Linked DNA regions of Homo sapiens: all the other regions are linked to region 1. A link is a loop called in an ENCODE intact Hi-C map of the cell type or tissue named here. Cell type or tissue: A673. All regions are shown on one strand. Each heading gives the region's core, and the rest is flanking DNA. Links, peaks and the distances in the headings are about the cores only. Region 1 has its middle 290 kb from the start of MIR6130. Region 2 has its middle 350 kb from the start of LINC01689. Region 3 has its middle 480 kb from the start of LINC00308. Region 4 has its middle 9.8 kb from the start of D21S2088E.

Region 1 (4,074 bases), core at 620-3,119:
TCATTTTCTTTCTTCCTTTTACTCAAATATGCTCCTTTTCCTATATTTATCTCTTTAAAATCTTATTTCCCCATCATTTATGAAAGCAGGATTTTGGAAACGATCTTTCAAATTAAATTCAAACTTCCTATCTGCCCTCTGTGTCCCTCCATAATCTGGTCCCTGTTTCCTTTTCCTCATTAACTTCCTTTCTCCTGCCCATTTGCCTGCTCACTTAATGTGACCCTTCTCTCTTTACAGTACCTGAAGCCTGGAAAACCTTTTTTCTCTGATGCTTGCCTGCTTTCCCTTTGTCTAGATGCTTGTTCTCTGGATATTTCATGATTGTCTCTTTCCCCAAATCCAAGGCTTTCCATTTTTATTTTCTCCTCTTCTTATGTGTGACTCTGTGTTCCAAATAAAATTAATTTCAGGAGAACAAAGACTGTGCCAGTTTGATCCAACTTTTCATTGTAGCACCCCCACCTCCTAGCACACTGGATTACCCTTAGAATATGCTCTCTATGTGTTTGGTGAATTGATATATAAATGAATCAATGTGTCTTTGATGTCTCCTTTTCTTATGCTATCATTCTGGCACTGATAAAAAGCTGTACAGACAGTTCCTGACTTACAATGGTTTCACTTATAATTTTCTACTTTACGATGGTGTGAAAGTGAAAAGCCATACTTTGAATTTTGAATTTTGATTTTTTCCAAAGCTAGTGCTATGTGATACAGTCTCAGGATGCTGGGCAGATACAGCTCCTCATCAGTTATGCCATCATAAGGGTAAACTGATACTCTCCAGTGTACTGTCTACTATGTTGCCAGATGATTTTGGCCAATAATACACTAATATAAGTGTTGTGAGCATGTTTAAGGTAGGCGAGGCTGAGCTATTTTCAGTAGGTTAGGTGTATTGTATGCATTTTTGACTAAACAATATTTTCAACTTATGATGGGTTTATTGGAAAATAACCCCCATTGCAAGTCAAAAAGTTCTGTACTTGCTATAGAGAATGATTATGCTGGGTGCAGTGACTCATGCCTGTAATCCTGGTGCTTTGGGAGGCTAAGGCAGGAGGATTACTTGAGCCCAGAATGTCTAGGCTGCAGTGAGCCATGATGGCACCACCGCGCTCCACAATGAATTTTGTATTGCAGCTATTTTGTAGCAGAATATTGATTTTTGATAATGTAGTTTTTGTATAATTGTTTTAATCAAAAAACCTCATCATCTCGTGTCCACTATTAAAGGATTCATGTTTAATGATTATAAACTGAATGCAGATCATTCCTAATTGATAAAATATAATCTAATTATTTAAACTAATTATTTATTTAAATGATTAGGTCATTCATTTGATACTAGAAAGGATAGTCACTCTACATGTATGGCTCAAACATCTTGAAGATATTCTACAATCACAAAATTATGTCCATTATTATATAATACAAACACAATGAACATGCACACACAAACACACACACACACATACACACACACAGAACCACCCATAGAAGAGAAGTGAAAAAGATCAATAATTTATCAGATAACATAACATAGATATAAAGAGATTCCTTGAAAATATTTTTCTATTTGTTTCTTTTTGTTCTCCTCTTCAGCTTAATGATCTCAAAAAATACTTTCTTTTAAAAGATTAATTGCATTTTTAATATTCAATTTGATTATCCATTATGATTAATGTAGTTAATTTTGAGTTTCCATCATGTGGGTTACATCATGGAAAACATATTAAATTTATTACTTTACTCAAATAGTAGGTAGTCTAAATGAAGTATTCATAAATTGAAAGATCTTTAAATTAGTCACCATATTCTTCACAAGAAAATATTCATTTTCATCTTCACTGCTTTTATGGAAGTTATTATGTTGAAATTTTATTTTCTGAACAGCCATCTATGCTTTGTTATTAAGGGTTTTAATCTTTTAAGGTGAAGGTAATAAAGTATAACGTGGTTAAGAGTAATTTCATGAAAATGAAATAATTTTGATAATTATTTAACTGGTTTAACTGTAAAATATTCAGCCATCAGCCTCCCTTGATCAGCAGGATCTAAGAATACTTGGAGGAGAAAATATTGCCCTTGAGCCACACCATGAACCACTAGGTGGCAGTATACCCTTTCTTATTTAATAAAAATAGTCACCGTTTCCATTTATTCTTTTAAATATTTAGTGGTAAAGAATGATAGTACTTTATTTGCAAAGACAAGTTTAGTACTGTTTTATGTTTGTATTGTTATTTCATTTTTTTGATTTCGGATTTTTCCAATTTTCCATTTTATAAATATAAGAAGCTACAATAATTTCTATTGTTGAGGGTTCTGTTGTCCAGAATACATATCAATAGTGTTTCTTAATTTATAAAGAGAAATTTAAGTATTTTTTATCATCATATATTAAAATATTATTTGTTACAGTCTATATTTTGAATACATAACTTTTATTTTATAGGAAAAATCTCTCCATCCACACACAAAAAATTATGGATATAATTGTTTTGTTGTAAATACTATTATTAATGAGAAGCTATTCTCATTCAATACTTCAGAACTCTCAGGAAAGCCAAGAGGTCAATTAAAAATAATGTGTTCTTTCAAAGGTTATGCCACTGAGTAATTAATTCCTTTTTTCCTCTGTTCCCCGCCCCCCCCAAATAGTCCATTGTAACCCTGTAAGAGCAGATTAACTGCATGTGGTTTTCAATGTTTTCAATGCTTGTGGTAATATTAGCATAAATTTTATATAGGCAGCTGCTTGAAAATGTTACCACTTGTAATTGGTATAGGTTGGTGTAAAAGTAATTGCGGTTTCCACCATATAAACTAATGGCCCAAAGTACAATTAATTTTGCAGCAACATAATAGATGTATCCATCAAATAAGATGATTACTAATTGCTACAAATAAATAGAGAATTGGACCTTCTCATATGCTATCGCTAGGGATCAAAGTTGGCATAAAGGCTATTTTAAAATACTTTGTAAAACAGATAATCATTGACATGGAGACCATAGTTCTAGAAATGTGTTTGAAAATGTATTTATGAAAATGTGCAACAATTAAGCTACAAAGATGTTTATTACAATATTATTCATAATAGTCAAGAATTTGATACTGTCTACACAATAGTATCCAATTTTAGAAATCATTAATGACAACTCATATAATAGGAAACTAAATAAATATATGTTTCTATATTCAGGTGGACATTTACAGAACATTAATTCACATGGCAAAAAACAAATGTTACATTCTTTAGTAAAATGGTAGGTAAAAAATAATATTGGAATCCAGGTCATGTATGTAAGAAAAAACTGATAAGCTATGTGCCTTATTCTGCATATATTTCTACAATTATATTTGTATATATATCATAATCCATGTACTAAGGCAAAATAATCTATATTTCTGCAGCACTGGAGTAGAGAATAGATCCATATTCAAATTCTATATTTAATTTATGTTAAATGCATAAACTTTTACAAGAAATTAATAATATATACAAACTGTACTTTAATGAAAATATTGACAAATACATATTATTCATTATTATGTGAAATGAAAAATATAGGTTTCATGTGTTTCTTTTCATTTCTTAATATAACAAATTTAAACATATAAACAATGAAAATAACAAATACTAGTAGTAGAACACTTCACAAAGCCTTTTCAAGTGAATTAAATTATGTAAACTTATGAGGTATAATTTATATAATAACTGTGATAACTAATCTGGACTCCATGGGCTAGTGAGTAAAAATGGGCTACCCTGGGGCGTGTGTAAAGAAATTCTCCTCCAGATTTTTTAATATAATAAAGTATTTAACAATAATCATACTTGAATGAAAATAGGAGTGCTGAAAGTTCTACAAAAAATCAAATGTATATACATATTAATGTAATTATATATAAAGAAAAATGCATTTCTTTATATTTTCAGTAAGGTCAATGCTGATTTTCATTTTTAATTATTCATAAAATATTAGATTTTAGTCAATATATCATAGAGCAAATCAGAAATCTAAAATACATCAAATTAATCAAATTCCATTAAACTATTAAGTA
Region 2 (4,074 bases), core at 502-3,001, 1.2 Mb before region 1:
AGCATAGTGCTGGCATAAAAACAGACACATAGACCAATGAAACAGAATAGAGAACTCAGAAATAAATCCATACATCTACAGTGAATTCATTTTTCATAATGGCATCTAGAACATATGCTGCGAAAAGGACAGTCTCTTCAGTAAATCGTGTCGGGAAAACTGTATATCTATATGCAGAAGAATGAAAGCATGCCCACATCTCTCACCGTATACAAAGTCAAATCAAAATGGATTAAAGACTTAAACCTAAGCCCTGACACTGTGAAACTACTACAGTGAAACACTGAGGAAACTCTCCAGGCCCTTGGACAGGTCAAATATTTCTTGAGCTATATCAAGCAAGCACGAGCAATCAAAGCAAAAATGGACAAATTGGGTCACATCAAATTAAACAGCTTCTTCACAGCAAAGAAAACAATCATCAAGGTGAAGAGACAACCCAAAGAAAGGGAGAAAATATTTGTATACTATCCATCTGACAAGGAATTAATAACCAGAATACACAAGGGTCACAAACAACTCAATAGGAAATAATCTAATAATCTGATTGAAAAATGGGCAGAAGATCTGAATAGACATTTGTCAAAAGAAAACATAAAAGTGGCAAAAAGGTATATGAAAATGTACTCAACATCATTGATCATCAGAGAAATACAAACCAAAATTACAGTGAGATATCATCTCACCCCAGTTAAAATGCCTTTTATCCAAAAGTCAAGCAATAACAAATGCTGGTGAGGATGTGGAGAAAAGGGAACCTTTGTACATTATTGGTGGGAAGGTAAGTTAGTTCAACTACTGTAGAGTACAGTATGGGTGTTTCTCAAAAAATTTAAACTAGAGCTAACATATGGCCTAGAAATCCCACTGCTTGGTATATACACAAAAGAAATGAGATTCATATATCAAAGAGATGTACGTACTCTCATGTTTACTGCAGCACTATTCACAATAGCCAAGATTTGGGAACAACCTAAGTGTCAATCAACAGATAAATGGTTAAAGAAAATGTGGTACTTATACAGAATGGAGTACTACTTAGCCATAAAATCAAATGAGATCCTGTCATTTGCAACAACATGGATTAAACCTGTCATGTATGCACATAAGGTACCCGTTGGCAGTGATGCTCCACTGCGCTCCAGGGTAAGTGTGGGAGGCTGTGGATGGGTCCCTTGTGGGTGTGGAGAAAGCACTGAAGCAGCTGGAAGCACACAGCACGAGAAGGAATTCGCCTTCACCAGCAGAGTCAGATAAGCGTTTCTGACTGCACTGCAGAAAGTACATGTTCAGTCCCTAAGGGACACTGCGCCGGTAAGAGACCTCCAGGTGCAAGCTGTGCGCCTGGGGGCTCAAATGCACAGCTTGGAGCAAAAACTGTGGGTAAGGACCTCCAGGTGCAAACAGGGCATTTAGAGGCCCAGAAAAGCAGCCTGGAACAGGAAACAAAGAATAAAGGAAAGAAAGAAGAAACAACCACAAAACAAATAACAATATGGCAGGAAACAGTGAGACAGCCGTCACTGTGACCTTGAGCCTGTTCTCCAGGCAGGGAACTGCCCCGTTCAGTCTAATGCTGAGGAGCAGGAGGCTCCCCGCTGCAGGCTCGCCCTGTGATCTGTCAGAAGGTAGAACATGAGCAGCCAATGGGACCTCAGGAGCGGGCTCAGGGCCCCCCTACTGTGGTGGAACACACTTCCTATAGTGCTTATACCCTCACTGAGCTGCGGGAGTTAGGCAAGCAATGTGGGCAGCTTTTGGGGGAGCCCCTTCCTGCCTGGTTACTCGTCTTTCGGATGAAGGAGCTGACAGCATTTCCTGCTCCACCTCTGAGGTGGAGAAGCTGGTTTCTATTACAACTTACCCCTCCCTTCCTCAGCAGCTACAGCTGGTGAACACAGGGGCAAGGTGACCACACTGATTGAGTGGCTGATGACAGTGAAATACCAGAAACTGTCAGTAGATGGCAGTGGCATACCGATTTGGTGCAGGTACTCCAGGGGCTGGGTATATGGCAGGCCATGTTTGATCTGAATACCTGGGGGCCAGATGATGAATGTTTTGTCTCTTATATGAGGAATCTTGTTCTGGGCTAAGTGCACCTAAGTGCTTTTGCCTCTCTGGCTGCTGTCCTCACCCCGTATGTGGGGTGTCGCATATATGAAGTGACTACTACTATGGTAGCCCTCGAGGAGGCAGAAGGCCATCAACAGGACCAGGGAATTGTGCCATAAAGAAGAGGAAGATGCTCCATCTACAGGTACCCACCCCCCGAGATAAGAGAGGGCTCCAGTGGGTGAACCGCATGAAGATGTGGACTGATTTAATTTCAGCTGTGTTGCTCCAGTGAAAATTGACAGACATCCCAACAGAATGCTGTTGGCTCTGGAGGCAATTGTCCCCAGAGCAACAATTCTGGAAAATACCCAAGAGGGGGCAAAACAATGTTGCTCAACCCAGTCCCACCCAGACGCTTCAGCTCAAGGACTATTTGCAGACTGGCTTAGATACGAAGCCTTTCCTGTTTGATTAGGAAACTGGCCAAGGTACCTGGGTTGCGGGGGAACCAGGCAACTGAAGGCCATACGTGGAGTTGGCAATCCACTGGTCTGCCACTAATGTACGATGGGTCCTAGCGCTGGTAAATACTGGTGCAGACTGCAATCTTTTTTATGGGAACCCAGATAAGTTTCTGGGCAGAGCTGCATTTATTGATGTTTATGTGGGCCAGTCAGTGATGGTGAAACCTGTGTCTCTGCATCTTGGCATTGGCCACTTGGCTCCTCCACCATACACTGTGTATGTCTCTTCCGTACCTGAATGTATATTGGGGATGGACATTTTGCATGGTCTGGACTTGTACACCATGGTCAGAGAATTCAGACTCAAGTCCCTGTAGTAAAGCCGGTACTGCATGGACATACATATCACCGGCCCCAAGTTCTGCCACAACCCTGACAGGTTACCTCCACTCGTCAATACCATTTGCCAGGGGGATATATGGAGGTAACTGAACCTATTAAGAAGTTAGGGGAGGTGCAAATAGTGCATAACACCAATATCCCCTACAGTTCCCTGGTATGGCCAGTCAGAAAGCCTGATGGGACTTGACAGATGACAGTGGATTGTTCGGAACTGAATAAAGTAACACCCCTTCTGTGTGCAGCTGTACCTTCCATTGTGGATTTGATGGACCACTTGACAATGGAACTGGAACAGTACCACTATGTTGTAGATTTGGCTAATGCATTATTTTCCATTGACATTGCTCCAGAGAGCCAGCAACAATTTGCCTTCACATGGGAAGGACAACAATGGACTTTCACTGTGCTGCCACAGGGCTATGTACATAGCCCCACTGTTTATCATGGTCTTGTGGCCATGGATTTAGCCACCTGGAAATGTCCAAAAGAGGTCCACCTGTTCCATTATATTGATGATATTATGTTAACCTCTTATTCTCTTGCACATTTAGAAGTGGCGGCGCCCCTCTTGTGGCAACATTTGGCAGTATGCAGTTGTGCCATCAACAAATCCAGAGTCCAAGGGCCTGGATTGTCTGCCAAATTCTTAGGAGTTATTTGATCAGGTAAGATGAAGGCCTTAACAGAGGCCATCATTAATAAAATCCAGGCATACCCCCAACCCACCATGGTGAGACAGCTGCAGTCCTTTGTAGGCCCCTTGAGGTGCCTACACCTAAAGACTTTTTGTAGGCCTTTTGGCCATTCATGCCCCATTTGGCTCAAATGATAAAACCATTGTACTGGTTGACCAAAAAAGGGGGCTACCTGGGAGTGGGATGATGAGGCTGAGACAGACTTTCTGTCAGCCAAGTGGGCTATTCAGCAAGCACAGGCCTTACAAGTGATTGATCAGGGACGCCCATTTGAACTTGATGTACATGTGACTACAGATGGTTTTGGCTGGGGCTTATGGCAGCACAGAGAGCACTTTAGAATGCCAGTAGGTTTTTGGTCCTAGCTGTGGAAAGGAGCGGAGCTCCGATATTCATTGATAGAGAAGCAATTAGCTGCTGCATATGCCACACTTCAGGCCTGTAAGCCAAGAGCA
Region 3 (4,074 bases), core at 567-3,066, 220 kb after region 1:
TCTCCCTTCCTAGAAAATCTTTTATATAAACAGTAAGAAAATTACTTCATCACCACTAAAATTGTAGCAAGGCCTCATTTACACAACAAAAATATTTGAGGATATTCTGGTGGATGCAAAGTAGATGAAGTAATATTTAAAAATATTATGTTTTCGCACACTTTTTATAAAATGTCAGACAAAAGAAGAGTCATGGTGTAAAAAAATTATCTGAAGTCACTGAAGAGCATCACAGTTTTCTCTGGCTTCAGTGTATTGTAATATATTACATATATCGATGTCCCTTCTGATAATCAGCATAAGCATCATCGCTACCATTGTTTTATTCGTTATTGCTGTTATAACAAATTAGCACAAATTGAGTGCATTAAACCAGTAAACACATCTTCTGTATAACAGAAGTGTAAAATGGGTCTCAAGTTAAAATCATTCCTGGAAACTTTAGAGAATTCATTTCCTTGCCTTTTTCAGCTTCTAGAGCTCACCAGTATTCCTTGGCTCCCGGCCCTTCCCTCCATCTTCTAAGCCAGCAAAGTCGAATTCCCCGATTATTTCTTCCTTAGTCATCTCTCACTCTCTGACCATGATTGTGAAAGGTTCTCTGCTTTTAAAGACTCATGTTAGATTGGGCACACCTGGATAATCCAGGCAAGTCTTCCTGTCTCCAGGTTCTTAAACATAATCACACCTACAAAATTTCTTTTGCCATGTAAAGAACATACTCACAGATTCCGGGGATTCAAACATAAATATATCTGGGGTGGAGGGAGTGCTGAATGTTTACGTCCACCATAATTATCTAAGGATTTTTCTTTTCTTTTCTTTTCTGCTAAGACATTAGCGGCTTCTCACTACATAGATACATGAATAAATTCTCCACTTACTTGGAAGAAGTCCCCCAACTAAACAACTTAGTTATTAAGTAGAAAGTATTCCATTCATAAATATTTTTATAAATTATTTTTTAAAAAATCATATTCTACATACAACAATCCCTTTTGGTTAGGATGGGATTACACGTGGTCTTTTATTTACTTTTGGTTCAGATAGAGAAAAAAAAAAAAATATATATATATATTTAACAGGGATACAGAAAACTGCTGCAGCTAACAACCATGGAAGGAGGCAGAGAATTCCTACCCCTGGGCTTGAAAGAACAAGGGTGAGATGAGGTGAGAACAAGTTGCAAACATGAGAGACCATGTTTCCCCATTCTGCTTGCCAGCAGGATGTCACAAAATCCTTTGCCAGCAGAATTTCAGAAAGCCCCCGCCTCAGTGACTAAGCACAGCCCTTCAGAAGAATGCCATGGAGACAATAAGCAGCTCAGAGCACAGGTGCCCATGTCTTTTGCCTGAATCACTATATTTTTTAGAAAAGATTAGTTCAATGAGCCCCGGTCTTTTCCTGTAAACAAAATAACATCTGACAGGATTAATGACTATGCCTGTGTGATTTAGAACTAGGAAGACACGCAGCTCCTCCTGGGTGAGCCTTTGTTAGAGCTCCCCCTAAAGTTTGTAAGTATAGTTTCAGGTATAGCGTCCGGGGGCTCCAAACTGTCAGGGGAGAAAGGGTCTGGGAAGGCAAATGAAATAGATGTAGTTTATTCTATATACGCAGGGAGTTTTCTCTACCATGCTTTCACATGCTTTTCTCTTTTTTTGGAAGTTCTTCCCACTCCTCCATACACCCCTCAACTGATTACTTACCTCATTTAGAATTCAAAGGATAAATGCTCGAGGGGATGGATACCCCATTTCCCATAATGCTTATTTCACATCACATGCCTGTAACAAAACATCTCATGCACCCCATAAACATATACACCTACTATGTACCCACACAAATTTTAAAAATTAAAAAAAAAACTAAAAAAGAACTTTGAGAACATTGTGTTAATATTTATTTGATTATCCAACACAAAATAATAGCACCCCCTCCCCATTATTTTTGTGTCTTTTAAATTCTCCCATTGTTTCACATTTTATATTAGATTGCAGAAACAGATTAACATTTGTGGTCATTTTTGCCTTTTAGCTTTTTTTTTTTAATGTTTCTGGAGTTGGTATAGTGAATAAAAATTACTTTGATATCCTATCAAAATGCTTATTGTTGTTGGACCTAATTATAAATGAAAATAGTAAAAGGTTCTTTTAAGATTAATGTAAACATCTGGGAGAATATAAACTTCACAGAAAATTAAAGTTGTGGAGTTATCTTTTAGATGTGGAACTAGAATACATAAGAATCATTATCTGTTTAAACATATTAAGATTTTTCAAACACAAATGTATTTTAATGTTCAAGATTAATTGCTTCAAACTTCTGGAGCCAAGAGGGAAATTGAAAAGATAAAATTCAGACACATACTTAATGCAAAGTTTACCATGTACCTTTTAAAGTTTTCATCTTAAATGGATTCCAACATAACTTTCCTCAAAGAAAAAATTCAGATAGACATTACTCAGAATTTCTGTGCATTTGAACTTAGTTGCTTGGAGCAATATGCTGCTGTATTTCTTGATTGTGGAAATCAGCAAGATCTAGAGAGAGTGACAGAAAAGAATAATGTGATTAAGAGAATAAAAAATGTAAAATAACATACTCAGATTACAATTAACTTAGTAAAATGATAAATGTTTTAAAATGATGTAAAATATGGCTTAAGTAATACAAATGAGTAATAATTACCTTATGAAATCTTGAATAATGCTGACTAGGCAAGGCGGCTCATGCCTGTAATGCCAGCACTTTGGGAGGCAGAGTAGGAGGATTGCATGAGGCCAGGTGATGGAGATTAGCTTGGACAACATGATGGAACCCTGTCTCTACAGAAAACACAAAAATTAGCTAGGCATGGTGGCATGTGCTTGTAGTTTCAGCTTCTCAGGAGACTGAGGTGGGAGGATAACCTGAGCCTGGGGAAGTCTGGACTGTAGTGAGCTGTAATTGTGCCACAACACTCCAGCCTGGGCAACAGAGTGAGACCTTGTCCCCCCAAAAAACAAAAACAAAACAAAACCTTAAATACATAGCATTGCATATAGAATCATGCTTGGTAATATTGTTTCATAAGAAAGCACAATATTCAAAATGGGATAATCATGAATATTATTTGATTATTGTAATGAGGTCAATATTATATAATTTCCCTGTCAATTATAAACATAGTAATTTTAAGAGACGCACGTTTGAATGTCCCAGTATGTACTTCACACCCACACCCAACCATACATATAATCTCTTCTGCTAAATATCTACTTTGACTTTTCGTAAAAAATTGAGATTCTTACAAATTGTTATAAAATGCTACTGAGTTTTAAAATTTATTTTCCATGATTATTACTGCATAGATTAATACTTTCAGATAAAAATATTGACTCCTCATAAGAAAACCTATTTCCTGAATGAATATTAAATTTGTGTCAGTAAATTATACAACTATCACAGCTAAGAAATTAGTGTTAAAATAAAATAATTTATATTGACAAATAGAAATTTTATCAGAATTTATAAAATTCAAACGAATGACTAATATTTGAAAAAAATCACCAAGTTAATGGAATTTTTGATGTTTGATCTACTTTTTAAACTGTTCCTAAATGTTATAAAATACTGATTTCTCCTTGTAATAATTTGTAATTTTATTCTGTGCTATAATTTAATGTATAATTGTATGCTCCAAGATTTTCAGTACAATGTTAAATAGAATAATAGCTACTTTTTTAAACTTTTCTTAAGTCAAAGGAAATGTCTTTTATGTTTCAACAGTAACTATGATACTTGCTATAGATTTTTGCTACATTCTTTAATCATAAAATAAAATTAACAGATTTTCTCCTTTTTAAAAATAATCAGGACAGGTTTAGGTTAGAATAGTTTCTTTCTTGGCTGGGCATAGTGGCTCACACCTGTAATTGTAGCACTTTGGGAGGCCAAGGCAGGCAGATCACTCGAGGTCAGGAGTTCAAAAGCAGCCTGGCCAACATGGTGAAACCCCGTCTCTACAAAAAATACAAAAAAATTAGCCAGGTGTGGTGGTGGGCACCTGTAATCCCAGCTACTCGGGAG
Region 4 (4,074 bases), core at 874-3,373, 600 kb before region 1:
CATCAGATAAGATATGCAGATGGCAAATAAGTACAAGAATAGATGTTCAACATCATTTGTCATAAGGTATCCCAAAAGAAAAACTGGACAAATGTATCAAAAGACCCCTATTAAAACGTCTAAACAAACAAATTCACAATGAGAAGTGTTGATAGGAACACAAAGTTCAGAAATTCTCATGCACTATTACTGAATATGCAGAATGTTACAGTTATTTTGAAAAGTAATTTGGAAGTCTTCTTAGAGCATCAAGCATACACTTGCGATATGACTCTATAATCCCACTCCTAGATACCTCTCCAAGTGAAACAAAATACTAAGCTTACTAAGAAACCTATATCAGAATATTTATACCATATTTATTTTTAATATACCAATACTGGAAGCAAAACAAATGTACCTCAACTGAGAAATAAAAACAAACAAACAAACAAAAAATGGTATTTGCTTACAATAGAATACTACTAAATGACAAAAAGTACAAACTATTGATATACACAACATCATAATGCATAAATAAGTGATACCCAAATCTTTTGTAACATGTGATTTTATTTATATGGTCTCTGTAAAATTATTGGGGCCTGAAACAATGAATGCTGGGTTAATGAAGAGGCTGGCCACAGCCACAAAGGACATTTAGAGAAATCTCTCCAATGATGGAACTGGTGTATATTGTTGATTATTGTGGTGATTATCTGACTGCACTCATTTGCCAAAACTCATGAAACTGTAAACTAAAACTGGTGAAATTTATTGGATATACATTAAACCATAATAACACCAATGGAAAAATTCCTACATGATATAGTTACAATTGGTACTTAAACAGTCACCTGTTAAAATTTTCCTTTCTGATGCACATCCTTCTTGCTGTAATATATTTCAATTTGGATCATTTTCCTTCCTTAGTATTTCCTGTAGAGTAAATCTTCTGAGTGTTTCTTTTTATTTTTCTTCTTGTCTTTGAGATGAGGTCTTACTCTGTTGCCCAGTCTGGAGTGCAGTGGTGCAATCATGGCTCACCGCAGCCTCAAACTCCCTGGCTCAGGTGATTCTCCTACCTCAGCATCTCCAACAGTGGGACCACAGGTGTGCATTACCATGCCTGGCTATTTTTTAAAATTATTTATAGAGATTAGGTCTCCCAATGTTGCCCAGGCTGATCTTGAGCTCCTGACCTCAAATGATCCTCTTGCCTTGACCTCCCAAAGTGCTTGTACTACAGGTGTGAGCCACCATGTCTTTCAAAAATGTCTCAAATTCACTTTCTTTTTTTAAAGAAGGTTTTTGCTGGTATAGAATTCTGGATTGCTGTTTCATTGCCTTTTGTTGTTGTTTAACATATTCGGGATGTCATTCAATTATTTTCTTGCATTTATGACTTTATTATGAATGGGTCCAGGCAGGTAAGTAGATCTCTGAAAGCCAGATTCACTTTACATATAATCACTTGCTTCTGGTAGACTAAAATATGAGGCAAAATGAAGCCCAGAGCAATACTGCAAGTTGGAGAATTGCTGAAAGAATATCTTCTTGGAAGAAGGATTTTGGACTTTTTTTTCACTTTCGTTTCTTACAGCAAGTTTTGTATAAAACTGAGCATGGAAATTCTCAGTATGGTTGCATAAATTACATATATGCAGATTGCTTTATTTAATTTTTTAGCTGAATACCATTTATATACAACACCCATAGTTTCTACTCAGGATTCAAACATCCGACACTTAGTATGACCCTACACTCACACCATATATAGAGGATATAAAACTTTGTAGAAAGGGTATAAATTCTGATAAATGGAAGCTATGTCCTAAAAGATAATAAATATAATCAATGTAATGTAACAAATATGTGCTGTATATAACCTAATACATTCTGAAGTGTAACTTTAGCCTATCAAATTTGTGATATTTCAGCTATATAAAATGACTTAAAGGCATATATCCTCATTCTATTGCACATTAATTTAATGTGTAATGGACTTGTGTTGGAAGCGATAGATGGCAGTATTGGTTCATTATTAAAGATAATTTATAATTATCTCATTTACCCATTATCCATCTAACCCTATTATTTTTCTATAGTTTTATAGGTAAGTGTGTGAAGATATTTTAAAAAATTAATTTAAAGACAGCTGCAATACAAAAAACCTAGGTAACTTTGATTTGCATTTTCTCTCTGTAAAAAACATTAACCGAGGAATGACAAAAGTAGGGAACAAAATGCTTTATTCTTTTCTTTTATGTGTGGTTCAGAATAGATTACTCACAAAGTCAGTTAAAAATTATCACAGTGTGCTGCTATGGGATCATCCATCCTCTTCATCTTTAGTTCATTGAGAACATTTGTTTCTAGTAAGCTTTCCAGAGCACTTTCCATAATACCTCCTTAGCCTTCGAAATCACTTTGATTATAACATATTATTTAATTCTGAAGCTAAATCAAATACAATAAGAAATATCTATTTTCCCAAAATAGGTTTTCTGTTGTTCTGGAGAAAAAAAATTAAATTTTAAGTGAACAATGAAAAACTGAATATTCTATAGACAAGAAAGAAAATTATTAATTTTAAACAGTATCAGGAATATGACTAAGGGGCATGCATAAAAAATTATTGCCATGGTAAGATAACATTACAATGAATTAGTCATATATTGCAGAAGAAACCAAAAAAGACAGTATATTTTGGGTCACCTAGTTAATATTCTTTACTAAATGTTTCTAATATTATAAAGGTAACTGCAATGACCTATTAAGCTTATCTTGAGGTGACTGTTGGTGATTGTTTGATAGCTGAATAATGTATGTCACTCATGAATCCATTTCTGTTGTGTGAGTGTGTTAGATTTCAAGGAGTGTGTTAGATTTCAAAACAAAATACGATTTTAAAGTTATACTTTATTTTCTTCTTTATAAAGAGATCAAATATCAATTCAAGTCAATAGCTAGAGTAAGAAGGTAACAATTTAACATCATCAAATTCTCATGAAGGCTTTCGGCAATAAGAATACAATGTCATGGAGCCACACTAAAGTGCTCCGTCCTTCACCTGCAAAATAACATTTCACACTTTTGTTTTGCACCATAAATAGCAACTGATATGGGAGCAAGTTGAACTTGTTTGTAAAATTCACAAAATAATCAAGATACCATTGTAATTCTTCCTTTTGAATTAACCAAATTTGAAAAGATAACTCAAAATTATTGGTCTTAATTTTTTCTTTGTATTTTGACACCCACTTTTTATCTCCTGCTGTTTCAATATCAGACAAATGACAGCAAACCTTCCCTTGATTTAACCTGTGCTAATTATTACTCTTTTTAAAGTTTTCAATGTGTCTTTTTATTGTGGAAAAAAACTCTCTTTAAGATAATTAGGTATAATTTCCAAATGCCAGTTATTGATTTAGAAAAATGATAACTCCGTGTAAATAAGTAAATTGCCTGAGGTCAAATAGCAAATCACTGAAGGAGGCTTGGAATGAAGAATTCTGATGATCTCTGCTCCTCAATCTTTCTGCTACCTCATGCACCTTCCAATTTGAAAATTGTTCTTTTACAGATTCAAAGGTTTTTGAAAATGTTTTAAATTAATTCTCAAAACCACAGATTCATGGTCTAAAGGGAGATATTCCAGAATATTCTAGGTACAAAGTAACCGTATTTAATGAGCATAAGAATTGTATTAATAATGGACTGGATTCCAAAGGTAAAAACTGGCGTGGATGATGAAGACATATTTCAAGGTTACTCTCATTTGGTTTATAGCTTTATTAGCCAAAAAGCAGTGCAAAGGAAGACATAAAACAGAAAAGACAACACGTGACTTTATCTGGATTTCTGTTGCCATTGTTATACAAACCTGCCCGCATTTGAATAGAATTAGTTCAGACAGTAAAGAATGGCAATCAGTGAAGGAGCTACTGCCTTAAGTTACATTAGACTTGTAGAAGACCATGTCAGCAATCAACAGCCCACCTCCTACCAGGTAAGGAGGTTCTTCATATTTCATAGCTGTATACTTCACCTTATTTTTTTTTTACTAGGCCTTTGGTCCAATAGCAGTGGTAA

The links. A loop is a pair of places that touch in the nucleus more often than their neighbours do. Peaks named below come from ENCODE experiments on the same cell type or tissue, not always from the same donor. Only the 100,000 strongest peaks of a DNase experiment are listed, where the experiment ranks them.
Region 2: it touches region 1 in a loop (5-fold over the local background); 5 of 110 quality-filtered maps call a loop at or near these places.
Region 3: it touches region 1 in a loop (9-fold over the local background); 12 of 110 quality-filtered maps call a loop at or near these places.
Region 4: a loop joins it to region 1, with 11 times the contacts of the local background. A loop is called at or near these places in 5 of 110 quality-filtered maps.

What each region holds. Positions count from the first base shown.
Region 1 is chr21:22,790,204-22,794,277 of GRCh38, reverse strand. No RefSeq gene overlaps it. Among named protein-coding and RNA genes, the nearest start is that of MIR6130, 290 kb to the left of the region's middle. In A673, for the core only: a CTCF peak has its summit at 2,124 (motif pointing right); DNase peaks (open chromatin) are centred at 2,117 and 2,677; H3K27ac peaks cover 485 bases.
Region 2 is chr21:23,966,695-23,970,768 of GRCh38, reverse strand. No RefSeq gene overlaps it. Among named protein-coding and RNA genes, the nearest start is that of LINC01689, 350 kb to the left of the region's middle. In A673, for the core only: CTCF peaks have their summits at 1,739 and 1,943 (motif pointing right); a DNase peak (open chromatin) is centred at 1,968.
Region 3 is chr21:22,572,676-22,576,749 of GRCh38, reverse strand. No RefSeq gene overlaps it. Among named protein-coding and RNA genes, the nearest start is that of LINC00308, 480 kb to the right of the region's middle. In A673, for the core only: a CTCF peak has its summit at 1,522; a DNase peak (open chromatin) is centred at 1,409; H3K4me3 peaks cover 311 bases; H3K27ac peaks cover 356 bases.
Region 4 is chr21:23,392,584-23,396,657 of GRCh38, reverse strand. No RefSeq gene overlaps it. Among named protein-coding and RNA genes, the nearest start is that of D21S2088E, 9.8 kb to the right of the region's middle. In A673, for the core only: a CTCF peak has its summit at 2,017; no DNase peak of the experiment used is centred there.